2 separate regions of the Homo sapiens genome follow, and region 1 is linked to region 2. The links are chromatin contacts, found by Hi-C in ENCODE. All regions are on one chromosome and are shown on one strand. The core of a region is the stretch at or near the end of the contact, and the rest is flanking DNA. Distances in the headings are between cores, read along the strand shown.

What was found. A loop is a pair of places that touch in the nucleus more often than their neighbours do. Pooled maps may share reads with other maps.
Region 1: a loop to region 2 is called in a map with no recorded cell type, with 6 times the contacts of the local background. The contact joins the promoter of GSX2 here to the promoter of KIT in region 2. A Hi-C loop is called at or near these places in 2 of 37 single-sample maps with no recorded cell type and 5 of 50 pooled maps.

Annotation. Positions count from the first base shown.
Region 1 is chr4:54,096,263-54,102,747 of GRCh38, reverse strand. It overlaps GSX2 (GS homeobox 2), which reads right to left and starts at 2,585. Exons shown (of 2, transcript NM_133267.3): 1 at 1,830-2,585; 2 at 250-1,166. The coding sequence starts at 2,403. The coding sequence ends at 826. RefSeq lists enhancers at 369-1,158, 1,159-1,950, 1,951-2,741, 6,119-6,485.
Region 2 is chr4:54,652,880-54,659,233 of GRCh38, reverse strand. It overlaps KIT (KIT proto-oncogene, receptor tyrosine kinase), which reads right to left and starts at 1,277. Exons shown (of 21, transcript NM_000222.3): 1 at 1,153-1,277. The coding sequence starts at 1,219. RefSeq lists a silencer at 1,698-1,992.

The DNA of each region.
Region 1 (6,485 bases), core at 1,336-3,835, 560 kb after region 2:
ATTTTAAGGATGGAGAGGCACTGCCTGGTAGATGCCATCATGACTAAAGGTGTCTCCTTGGCGAAAGTTCTGTTACATAGAAAACCCATTGAGCCACAAACTCCCTCAGTCAAGAGACCCACATTACCAAGTTCTTACTCAACATTTTCCTCGAATTCCTCAGACAGCTTTTTCCTGCATATGCCTTTCTCTAGACATTGGAGGAGGGGGCAGGAGAAGATAGGGAGAGCAAACACCACAGATTTAAAATTCTGGTTTTTGTTTCATTTATTTAAATAAATATAAATATAAATTTTATATAAACCTATTCACATACAAAGGGACTTCCAGCGACTTAGATTTTAAATTCTCCCCAGGCGAAATTTCAGAAAGCAAGACCTACAAGGTCTAATTTTCTAAATTATTTTCAACTTGGGTGTTTTTGTTTGAAAACGACAACAGAAAATAATCAATAAATCCTGTGTTCTTATCGAGTTCTGAAAGAGAGTAGGGATGGGGAACTGACATGTGCTTTCAAAAACCCCATACAGTGTTAAACTTAAACCAACCCTGTTTTTCCTCTGTTATACGACAAGAATGAGTTGAATTATAGGTTATTTACATTTTTTAAAAAAATCTGTAACTTCAAGTTGGAGTCCTAGATAAACAGGTCAAGAAGGAGACGCGAAGGGTCAGGTCCCGGCTTGTCCATTCCAGAACTTCCAGGTTCGTTTCTTCTCCAGATGGGACCACTGCAATGAGCAAGGATTCTGGCCCCTGGGTGCCCCACGCCTTGGCGTTGCCTGGTCTGCCAGGAGCGGGGGATGTGAGGGAGGAGGCCCTCCCTCATAAGGGGGAAATCTCCTTGTCATCGTTGGCTGAGGCCGGCGACAGGGAGTCCTCATCCTCGGAGCGCGCGTAGTGCACCTGGCTCCCGACGCACTTGCAGCCCGCGTGACTGTTCCTCTGCGTGCCCTTCCCCTCCTTCTTGTGCTTCACTCGGCGGTTCTGAAACCAGATTTTCACCTGCTTCTCCGACAGGTTCAGGTAAGTGGCGATTTCAATCCTCCGGAGTCGAGACAGGTACATGTTGGAAGAGAATTCTCTCTCCAGCTCCAGGAGTTGCGTGCTAGTGAACGCCGTCCTCATCCTCTTGCCATTGGGTACCTGGCTGGCGTCAGAGCCTCCTGCGGACCGGCGAAGAGAGGGTAGAGAGGTAAGGCTCGGGCAAGGTGCTCCCACCCCATGTGCTAACCAGGACGCATTTCAGGGACCCACCCGGGGAAGCCCAGCCGAACATCTGTATCCCTTTCCCATTTCAAGGCACGTGGTTGCTTAGCGGGGAAGAAAAGAGACGTGCAAAGCAAATAAAGGTCTTCGATGCGCAGGATGCGAAGTCACAGGATTAAAGAGGGATGGGGGCTTGCACTATCTGATCGCCTCCCTTTGAGCCAAGCGGAGAAGCGCGCAGGCTTAGCCAAAAACGTCAAGACGCTTTAGCCGCCCCGACGCGGGGATGCCACACAGGTTCAAACACACCCACCCCAAATCCCAAGCAGTTAACCTCTGGTTTATCCGCCGTGACGTTCGAGGTCCCTAAGGCCCCAGTATTAATAAGGCAATACTCGAGCACCTACTACTAGGAGTAAAACGCACCAGGCTGAGTGGAGAAGCTGGCAAACTAACTTCCACTTTCGTGGAACTTCTGTGGCTGACTCTACGGTTACACTAAAAGCCCGTCCTCTCTCTTCACCCTGTCCCCGGGCTCCCACTTCCTCCACTGGAGGTGGAAAGTTTGCTCCAGGAGCGCGAAAGGCGCGGAGCGCAGGTGCCCCAAGACCCCGCCCTACCCATGGTGAGGCAGTGGAATCTCCGCGGGTCCGCCACGTTGTAGGTGGTGGCGGTGCAGACAGGTGCGTGGTGCTGCGGGTGCCCCAAGGCCGCCGCGGCCGCCGCCGCCGCTGCTGCTGCTGCCGCCGCCGCGGCCGAGCCAGGCTGCTGGGGCTGATGATGGTGATGGTGGTGCTGCGGCGGGTGGTGGTGATGATGCGCATGGTTCACCCGCGGGCAAAACTGCGCGTCCCCAGGAGCCGAAGAGAACTGGCCCTTAAGCAGAGGCAGTGCCCCTGCGGCCCCTGCCACCCCACTGCCTCCGGCCCCGGTAACCCCGGCCCCTGCGCCCCCGCTGCCGGCGCCCACAGACCCCCGAGAGGAGTGCAGGTGCGAAGTGACGCAGAGAGGGCACACGCAGAACGCGCCGCTCTTGCGGGACGGGCAGCCGGGGCCGGACACGGACATCACCAATGGGGGCGGCATGCCAAGCGGGATGAAGAAATCCGGCCCGGGGTGCGGTTCAGGCAGCGAGGGCGCAGGCCGTGAGGTGTCCTTGATGATGAGCGAGTCGACATAGAAGGAGCGCGACATGTCGAGAGGGGTGGGTGGCTGGAAGCCCCGGCAGTTCGCGGCGACCCCTCTCCTCTAGTGTTCTAAGCTCTGCCCTGGGAGCCGCGCAGACACGGGCAGTCAAGCCCTTGGGGACGCAGAGGTGTTGGCGTCTGGGCTGGGAACAAAGGGGTCCCCGGAGAGGGCTGGTCCTCACGTCCCCCGCCCGGCGCCCCGGCTCGGGTATTTTATAGCCCCCCACCCTGGCACGTGATGCTGCGGAGTACCGCTCGGCTCAGGCTCCTCGGCAGCTCCGCACCCTCGGGATAGGCTGCCCGAGTCACAACAGAAGCCGCGAGGAGGGGCGGGCGCGCGGCGGGGAAGAACTCGGGGGAGGGGGATGGGGGAGACTTTGCAAAGTGTAGGTTTTGTTAATTTCCCGGGGAGGCCGGCCTCCTCCCCCTCTTTCTCCACGCTTTACTGAGAAATCACAGCGCTGCATCCTCCATCCCACCCCCTCTCGCTACCCTGGCCGCAGCCCAACTCTTCCCCACGCCCCACCGCAAAGCGTACCAGGTGGGGACTTGGAGGCTTATTTAATAGGAATGCTCAGTGTTTCCAGCTCCTCTGTGGTAGGGGTGGCTGCGGCGCGGTGAAGTGTGAGGCCTGCGGTTTGGAGCAGGATTGTGCGGGCGACGGACTGGCAGTCGTCCAGTCCCTGAGCGCAGCTCTGGCCACGGTTACACCTACCCCTGTCCACAGCTTTTGGACTTGGCAGAGGTCATTCAGGTGGTTAGTTCAGGACTGTCCGGCGCAGAACTGTGAGGCCTCCCAGCTAAGAAACCGTCAAGCTTTTCATGCTGATGTTCGACAAGGTCTGAAGTGTCTTTGTACTTGGGGCCCTCCTGGGGCCACTCAGACCAACGACCCTTCCTTGTTTCCCTTTCTGATCGGCACCTCCCACTTCCGCAGAGAGAGAGAGATGTTGAAGAGTCACCCTTTTCTTTCTCCAAGTAGTAACACCATGGCATTCCAGGGCAATCCTACAAACTCCATCCTGAAGATTTTGGAGGGAGGACCTCAAACACCAAGCCCTCCTAAAGACGCAGCAGGGATTAGATAGACCTTCGCTCTGGGTCTGAGGATTTCCTGTCCCTCATTTTTACCAATCATGGGCAGCTTAGCAAGGCTAACCAGGAAGCACTCTTTCCTCTGCATCTTAAGAACCTAAAAAGGATGAAGAGGATTCAGCCATCCAGGGAATCTTGCCTCTGATTGGCAGAAGTGGCTTTGTAAGGGAACTCTCTCTGGTCCATGGAAGTCTTGCACACCCCTTACTGCCCGAGAGAGGGTGGCTGCCAAACTATTGGGACTATTTATCTTCGGAGAAGGCAAGGCAGCAGAGGTGGCCATTTTCTCTCTTCATTTCCCCCTGCAGAAAAGCGGGCTGGGGCCATGTGGTTGGGCAATAGTTAGAAGTCTGATCCTTTTTCCAGAGCAGCTAACTTCAATCCTGAGTTCATGATGGTGCTAAGAAACTTAGAGACAGGACTCCCTCCACCTGAGAGAACAAGGTGCCCAAATCCAGGAGAGCACTAGCTAGAGGCACGGCTCTATCTTTCCATCCTCTGTCTTCCCCTCTCCATCTCTGTGACAGTCTCTCTTGCCTGCTAGAGAAGTGTAATTGGGTTGTAGGGATGCCCGGCTCTGGGGAGCCCAGGATTTATGGATGGCAATTAAAGTTTTATGAATTGCAGCTGAGGCTGGTTATTGAGCTATTTGAATGTGATTAGAATTCAATTAGAAAGCGGTTAGTGGACGGTGGGTCTCTGGAGTGTAAACAGACAGCTATTCCAGAAATGTGCTAATCCAACATCTTGTGACAACAATTAAGGAGTCTCAGGGCTTAACATGGGGCAGCTCAGCTGTAACTACTTTTGTACCACAAGGTCTGCAGACGCTCAGGCTCACCCCAGCCCGCCCTTGTTCATGACTGGAGGATCTAGGCAATCCCCGAAATCATTTCAGCCCCAAGAAGAAGGCTTGGAGCCACTGATGGAGAATGGCAATAAAAAACATACCCTGCTGAATGGCAGGATATTTTTTACAGTCCTAAACTGTCCAAATAGATGACTCGATTCCCCCCATTCACTTTGCAACTATACAAGCATATATAGATATAGATACAGATACTCTTTAAGAATAATAGCTTTCTCTCTTTTCCTCCTCTGGGTTAGGTCCCAGGTTATCCACAGTCTGTTTTGGGCTGATGGTTTGAGTCACAATGTTCCCAGCAGTTTGGGATGTGTTCAGAGGAAGAGCTCCTATGCTAAAGTCCTAGAAATCGCACCCATGTGCAGACCATTTTACCTTAGAGAATCTTAACTATGCAAGAGGCTTGTGCATCTTATTCAATTTGTGTCTGACTGTGGAAACTTTCATTTTTCAGTGCCAAGGAGTTTTGAGAAATGTGAGGGGCTCATGGGGTTTCCTAAAGACTTCAAGGGGAGCAGTGGTTTCAGACCAGGCTGAGGCTGAAAGCAAGACCATGTCTGAAAAACTTGACCCTTAGGGTACTTGGTTAATTCCTTCAGCCCACCAAGAGCAAGTATACTGGAATCCCATTTCTTGCACAGTTTCTGTCCACTCTGACTCACTTCTCTAGTTCTCTTTGGATCTCTCAGTGTCTGCCAGTCTCTCTCCCTCCTTCTCTTCTGAGTCCAGCCCCTATCTGGCCCTACCTGCCTATCCCCTCCTCAAAGGAAGCCTACCCTCCATGCCCCCGGGGCAGCACTGCCCACCCCCCACCCCAGCCCTGCCCAGCCCTACTGTTCCCCAGAGTGCAGTGCCCTGAACCAGCAGGAGACCCCAAGTTCAGCTTTCTTTTCCTGAGAGGGAACAGACAGACCATTGGCGTGTGCCCATGGTGTCTGAGCCGCCACACAATTTTATTTCTCAGTGATTCTGTCCGATAAAATTTCATCGTCCATTAAGTAATCCCCAAAATGAGAGCTCTTATGAGCCTATAATGAGCTCTAATTGCCACAACTCCAGGAGCCACGTGGAAGGATTTATTCTGTATTAAGCAGTCGGGTACAGAGTACAGGCTGTTACCTAAGCCATTACTTTCATAATTCAAGGAGAAAATTAGTTCTTTTAAAGGAAAGGGGAAATCTTTTTATTATCTCCCTCTTGCTTGGGACAATAGAGTATGGTTTTGTCTTCCTTGAGTGCAAGACAGTGTCACATATGTGATGGTAACAAAATTGTTCTTTGTACCTCCTCCTGGCCAAGGCACTCCACCCTTACCCTCAACTTACAAAAAAAAAATCAAAGCTATTCTAGAAAGAACAGCAGAGGCATGGCCTTCTTGTCTCTCGATTCTCCAAGTTGAGCCTGGGTGAGCAGTTTCCTTTCAGCCCAACCCTGAGATTTGGATTCTCAGTTCTAGCTTCCAAAAGGTCTCCAGTACTTCTTCCCAGCTCTGGAATGGCACCTGACCTGAACCCCACATTCCTGTCTCACTTCTCTTTCTTCCTGTTTGCTTTCATGGGCAAAGTCAGGACAAGTAAAGGGCAGGGACTTAGCATTGCTTATTCAACAGGCCCCAGAGTTCTGACCCGTTCCTGTGCTTAGCTGTTTTTTTCAGGCTGTAACTCCCACTTTGCCCCTCCCTCTGTGTCCTCCAAACCTCCCCACCTCCCCCACCACCACTTTCATCCCCAGTCCTTTTTTCTCTTAGTTTCAGCATTTGCCCACATGGTTCTCCAGCTCCAAATGGAGGCTGCAGGCAGGGCGGGACAGCCGGGGAGTTGGCGGGGCCGCCTCGGATTTATTTGCTCCTCTTACATTGATTTCATATTAGTTTCCAAAGCGATGAATGATCTCAAAGCTGGGTTTTGTTAGCCGAACACAAACAGGAGACAGGACTTACTTGCCCCCAGCTCCCTTTAATGAGGTCATTATCAAAGCGTGAACAAGTCTATGAATGTTTTATTGAAAGTGCATCGTTAACTTGTATCCATCCTTTTCTCCGAGTGGCATTGTGATATTGCTGTCTGTGGCACATCTTACCCGATATAGCCCGAGATTTCCCCATTCTCTGTAACCAGGCAACCCTTTCT
Region 2 (6,354 bases), core at 28-2,527:
ATACCTGGATTTCTGTTATAGCTTTAAGAACTGAGTAGGATTTGCAGAAAGTTCCACGCCATCTCCCACCCCACCCCCAGGCAGCCCTGAAGTATAGAAGTCCCGGGGGCGGGGAGGCGGGCGGTCACGAATCTCAAAAATTTCCGAAGAAAACAGGACCTGCGAATACAGGTCGCAGACACCGGGAACTAGGGGCTTTCAGAACCCGCCAGGCAGGCCGGGCACTCTGGCCGGCGTGCTAGGCGGTTGGAGTCAGGGAACGCAGAGTCCCAGCACGCTGTCCCTTGCCTTCCCGGAGCAGGCGGCAAACACAGCCTCCAGCCGCCCCGGGGCGCGCGGCAGGAATGAAACGGCGCCGCGGCAGAAAGGGGCGAGCACGGGATGTACGAAAGCAAAAAGTCTGCAACCTAGCGGCTGCTTTCCACACGCCCTGCCCAAGTTGTCCCTGTCGCCACCACCTCCAGGCTCGCGGGAGTCCGGCCCCACAACAGCCCCACGCCGCGCACTCCCAGCGCAAAAGCCTAACCCGGAGGCGGGGAAACGCCGCAGCCTTCGATTGGTCTCCACGGGTGGCGCCGCGAGCAGAGGCGGCAGCGGGTCGGTCCCCAGCTCTGGGCACAAAGAGCGCCTGCGGTTGGAAGGCAGTAGCCGCAGAGCAGAGAAAGGGCTCTCTAACTTTGCCCTCAGCGCGGCGGAGAACCTGCAGGCAGGTCCTCCCGGGCGCCGGTCACACACACGCAACTTTTAACAAAAGGAAGCTGCGGCCGCGCCTCGCACGGCAAGAGAAGGCGCTCGGTGCAAACCCCTGAGCCCCCCGCCTCCGCCCCCCGCGCAACGTCGGCACAAAAGCCACCCCAAACTCGCACGGAGCCTGCAGCCTCGCTCACGCCTAACCCCCTCTTGCTGTCCCCATTCCCGAAGAACCCCGGATTCGCGTCCCCCACCACCAGCAGCTGGGGTCTCCTCGCGCAGGTGAGCGAGGCAGGGCGCCGGAGAGTCCGAGGGCCACCTGGAGTCTCCCCGGAGGCTGGAACGCACGGGCACTGAGGGCCCGCAGTCCTCTCTCCGGATGCACCCTGGCGGGTACCACCCTCCCAGGCACAGGCTTCGCCGAGTAGTCGCACGGTCGGGGTGCCAGCCGCGGTGTCCCACCTGTCTGGACGCGAAGCAGTAGGAGCAGAACGCAGAGAAAATCCCAGGCGCCGCGAGCGCCTCTCATCGCGGTAGCTGCGATGGGATCCGAGCTCTGGTCCACGTTCCAGCTCTCGCCCAAGTGCAGCGAGCGCGGCAAAGCCGAGCCCCCAGAGCCGCGAGCGGCGAGCAGCAGCCCCTCCTCCCAGCGCCCTCCCTCTGCGCGCCGGCCACGCCCCTCCTCGCCTCCCCTCCCTCGCGCCCGCCCGGGTCTCGCTTCTTCCCGGCGGCGTCTGGCCCCTGCTCTTTCGACGTGTTAATGCCGGGGGGCCGTGCCCGCCGGGAGGAGGAGGGCGCGCGCGCCCTCTCTCCCCGCTCTTGACTCCGGAGCCCCTTTCTCTCTCCACCTTTCCACCCCTGGGATGTGGACGGCCAGGCTGAGGCCGTTCCCGGACCAAGGAGGTGCTGCCCGCTCGCTTTGTGAAGCTGGGCACCACGCACACGTTAGGGCACGGGCCCGCCACCTGCCAGGTGCTCCCCAGACAATAAAGGTCGACTGCCCGCCCCTCGAGCACGTTCGGGCGGGAGGAGGCTGGACGCCGCTGCTCGTGGAGGTGGCATGGGGATGGGGAGGGGAGCGTTAGGAAATTGAGCCCCGACATTCCCCTCCAGGCCTGTTAGGAGCTCCTGGCACCGCGGTAAAGGCTGAGCCCGGTTTCGCTAATTGTTTCTGCTCAATTTCTCCACCTGCTTCGTAACCTGTAGGAACACAGTGGGTTCCTATTGGTCGGCGTGGCCTCCGCCCAAGAAGCCCCTGCCGGGACTTGTGTGGAGACAGGGGCGATGGAGGGCGCGTGGCGAAGTTTGCTCTGGGAGCCCAGGTTTTCATACACGTTTTCCCCCCTCCCCCCAACGCTGCCAACCCCAGTAATGATTTCTCTGCCTCTGTAACAGACGACAGTTTTAGGGCTAGGGCTCTTAACTGCCCTTGCCGGTCCCAGGAGCAAAATAAAAGTACAATGATTCTCTTAAGCCCGATTTCACTGCCCAGAAAGTGCCTTACCCACAGTCTCATGGTGGATCCTTGAACGGAAAGCAACAACAGTATCTGTATAGGGGTTAATAGTTCTTCCCCACAGCGACTCGTCTTTTCATGCTCACGATAACAGCTTTGTGAGGAGGGTAGAGCAGGTATGTTTATTATTGTAGTGAGGGAAGACCCAGGGCTTGAACACTTATTGGAAGACCTACTCCAAGAAAGATGAGCTTTCCCTATGCATTCTGATAAACTAATAAGACATCCCTCCTGAGAGCTTAAGAATGGAAAAATAAATGGCAGATGCCCATCAGAAAAAGGGATAGAACAGATACACCTAGACTCTTCTCTGAAGTATCATCCAAAATTTACAGTTGCCCAGCTGCCCCACTTCATTTAATATTGAAAGCTCTCCTGTTGTTTAATAGTGTGAGGACCCAGGTTGATGTAAGAAAAATGATTTTTAAAGCTAATCACTTAAAAATTATCAGTGCTAGAGGGTGATCAAATGATCAATGTGTATAATTGCCTCTCTTTAAATGTAAGTATTTACTCACTCAGCAAGCATTTGTTTAGTGTCTGCTGTGAAGCAAGGAGGAGCTAGGTACCAGGAGTACTATTATTAATAGACAGATATGCAGATGTGGCCCCTGCCCTCACAGTCCTTATAATCAAGTATGGGGACCTACATCCCAATCTCCCAGCAAAAGGTTCGAGTCATGCGGCTGTAGGAGAACTGAAATACCAAAGGTCTCTGTGCTCTGGGCCATCAGATCTCATGTTTTTCTTAGGATGACAGATAAAAGATACCACTCAAAGCAATCATAAGTTTCTGGGATCTTGATTTATTTCTAAAATTCATTTTGTATTGAGAAAAAATCACTATGAGTTAAAATATCAACATTATGCCTGAGAGAGAAAATTTACAATTTTCTTCTTCAATCAGCTGATATTGGAGAGGATAACATCTTCAAAAGAGTGGGTGAAAAGAGACCATATTGCAATTTAATTCTAGGCACGGAACTTCTATCAGGAAAAAAAAAAACTGAATAGGGAGTTATACCATGTTGGACCGTCATTCCTGTTTTTCATTCAGCAAATATCTTTTGAGCACCTAGGTAGGCATAAGACCCACATAAATGAGTAAGACAAAGTCTCTGTCTAGGGGAATTCACAGTCCAGCAGGGAAAATAGGTACTCAAGTAAGAAACTATAATATCTGCTAACAGAGCTTATGTTCAGCCAGTACACACCAATTTGGCCTTATTGGTTGACACAATATTGAAATCCTTCTGTACTGATTACAAAAAAAACCATACCCTAAAATATCTCCCAGCCCAACCTTGAGACACGCTAAATCTCCTTAGATCCAGGAATTAAAATTTTAATGCTGGCCACAACAGAGAGCCTCCAGTACTTGTACCTTTAGGGTTGTTAGCTGTTTTTAATAATACCCACTGCCTGTTACATAAAGAAAGGAAGCATATATATAAGGCACTATGAGTGGACATATATGCTGTAATATATAAGGAACTATATTATAGATCAGCAGTGTCCAATGGAACATTGGCAATGATGGAAATGTTTTATATCTCAGGTAGGATGTATGGATTAATTCTATACTGTATTTTGTGATAGTCCTGGGCATGTTCAGGGATTGTGCTTTATGTATTTCATTGTTTTCATAATTCTTTTAGCAAGGACTCTCGATTGCAACTTATAGAAGCAGCTTAAATTAAGCAAGCAAACAAAGAAGCCTAAATGTATTGGCTCTTATAACCAGAAAGTCCAGGGACAATAGTGTTTCAGACTTTCCTAGATCCAAGGACTCAAAGTTATCAGGACTTGAAGGGCGAGTGTGTGTGGATGCATGTGTGCACAAGTGCACGTACACTTTCCTCCACCTTTATCCTCAATACTTTCCTGTGTTGTTTTGCCAACCTTGTATACACTCAGGGCAGCTCTAGGCTTACAGCTCACTAGTACCAACGGAAGTAGAGTTTTCCTGCCCCCATAAACATCTCCTGTAAAAGTTTATGGGAGAAACCGAGTCTCACTGACCTGGCTTAAGTCATGTGCCCATTGGGAAGGAGCCAGAGGGATGGAGTATGCTGATTGGCCATGTCTGAGTCATGTGCCCACCCCTGAAGCCGGGGTCAGGGATCCACTTCACACCAGAGGCCTGAGATGGGGAAGGGTGCATCCCCAAAGAAAAACTGATGCACCATCAACAGAAGAAAGAGTAATAATGCCACACAAATACAACTAACACAGCTAAAATCTCGAACTTGAAAATATTTTATTATATTTCTGACTGTAAAAGATGCTTATTGTAGAAAATTTGGAAAATACCAAAAATTATAAAAAACAAAAAAGGCACTCAAGATACAATCACTGAAGAGTTTGTTTTAATATGTTCCTTTCTTTTTTCTCTATTTATGTGTGAGGTTTTTTTCCCTTTACATAATTTAAGATCTTGGTATATTTTCAGTTTTCTATCCAGCTTTTTCACAAATAACATGAGCATTATTACAGATCACTAAAAATCCTTTGGAAACACACTGTTTAATGGCAGTATAATGTTCAATTTTATGGATGTACCATAATTCTGGGTGTTTAATCATTTCTCTCTTTTTTTTCCAATTTTTTTACTATCATAAATTACTTGATGATTAATGTCTTGGTGAATAAAACTTGCCTGCTTCTGATTAGTTATTAAGTATGCATTCCTAACCAGGGGTGGAATTACTACAACAAGAGTATAATCCTTTTCAAGTTTGCTTTTTAATAGCTTTTCTTGGTTTTCAGCAATCATCTGAAAGTCTTTTGTCCATAAAGTTGAAGAAATGAATAGATTAATACAATCCCCCGGTTAGATTCTATACTAACAATAACCACTTCACAGTTTGTGAGTCTGAAAGGAGATAATGTATGGTCTTCGTTCCAGCTTTCATTCAGTATTAATTGAACATCTCTGTGTCAGATGTAGTGTATTAGGTGTCAGGGATACCAAGTTAGACAAGACACAGATGCTGCCCTCACAGGATTTCCAGCAAATGAGGGGAGAGATGAATAAAGGGGCAAAAATTACATGGCATGAAGTACTCTAACAGAGCCATGCACAGTGATGTTTGCACACAGAGGAGCACCTGTCCAGTGAGCTCATGTGGCCTCCCAGAGAGGTGGGTATTAGACTCTGAAGGATCAGGAGCGGGGAAAGGGAAAGGAGAGAAGAATGTTCCAGCAGTGGGAAGTACAAACGCACGGGGCTAGAGGCAGGAAACAGCATAAGGAATAGGAAGAACAAGGAGTGCTGCCCAGTCAAGGAAATGGGGCTTGGAGGAGAGTGGGGAGAGTCGAGGCCACAGAGATAGACAAGAACTGTAAATACTCCGAAATGAGAACCTCATCCTCTGAGCTACGGGGAGTCACTAAAGGACTTTAAGCTGCAGCCTGTTGTGCTAAGATTTACATTTTTGGAAAGATAGTGAAGAAACTCAGTGAAGGGTGACTTGAAAGGGGGCAAAAGTTAAGGCAGGAAGAAAATGGTAAGGAGCCTAATGCAGTGATCCACAGGAGAAACAGGGAACTGAATTAAGTCCACAGAGGTGAGAATAGTGAGAGGGGATGAATAAGGAAGTTAAGATTCAATAGGCCTGTGTGACCAAAAGTATTGTGGAGCTACATGTGCTCCCATCCAGCAAGACATGGAGGTACTTGTTAGTGGACAGTGAAGGATTTGGAGTTGAGCCTGTTTGTTTCGAGATGCTCGTGGACTTTTTTTTTTTTTTTTTTTTGAGACGGAGTCTCACTCTGTCGCCAAGGCTGGAGTGCAGTGGTGCAATCTCAGCTCACTGCAAGCTCCGCCTCCCGGGTTCACGCCATTCCTCTGCCTCAGCTTCCCGAGTAGCTGGGACTACAGGCGCCCGCCACCATGCCTGGCTAATTTTGTTTTTGTATTTTTAGTAGAGATGGGGTTTCACCATGTTAGCCAGGATGGTCTCAGTCTCCTGACTTCAGCCTCCCGAAGTGCTGGGATTACAGGCATGAGCCACTGTGTCCGGCCGACTTTTTTTTTTTTTTTAATTATTTTTTTCGGAGACAAGGTCTCCTTCTGTTGTCCAGGCTGGAGTGCAGTGGTGCCCTCATAGGTCCCTGCAGCCTCGAACTCCTGGGATCAAGCCATC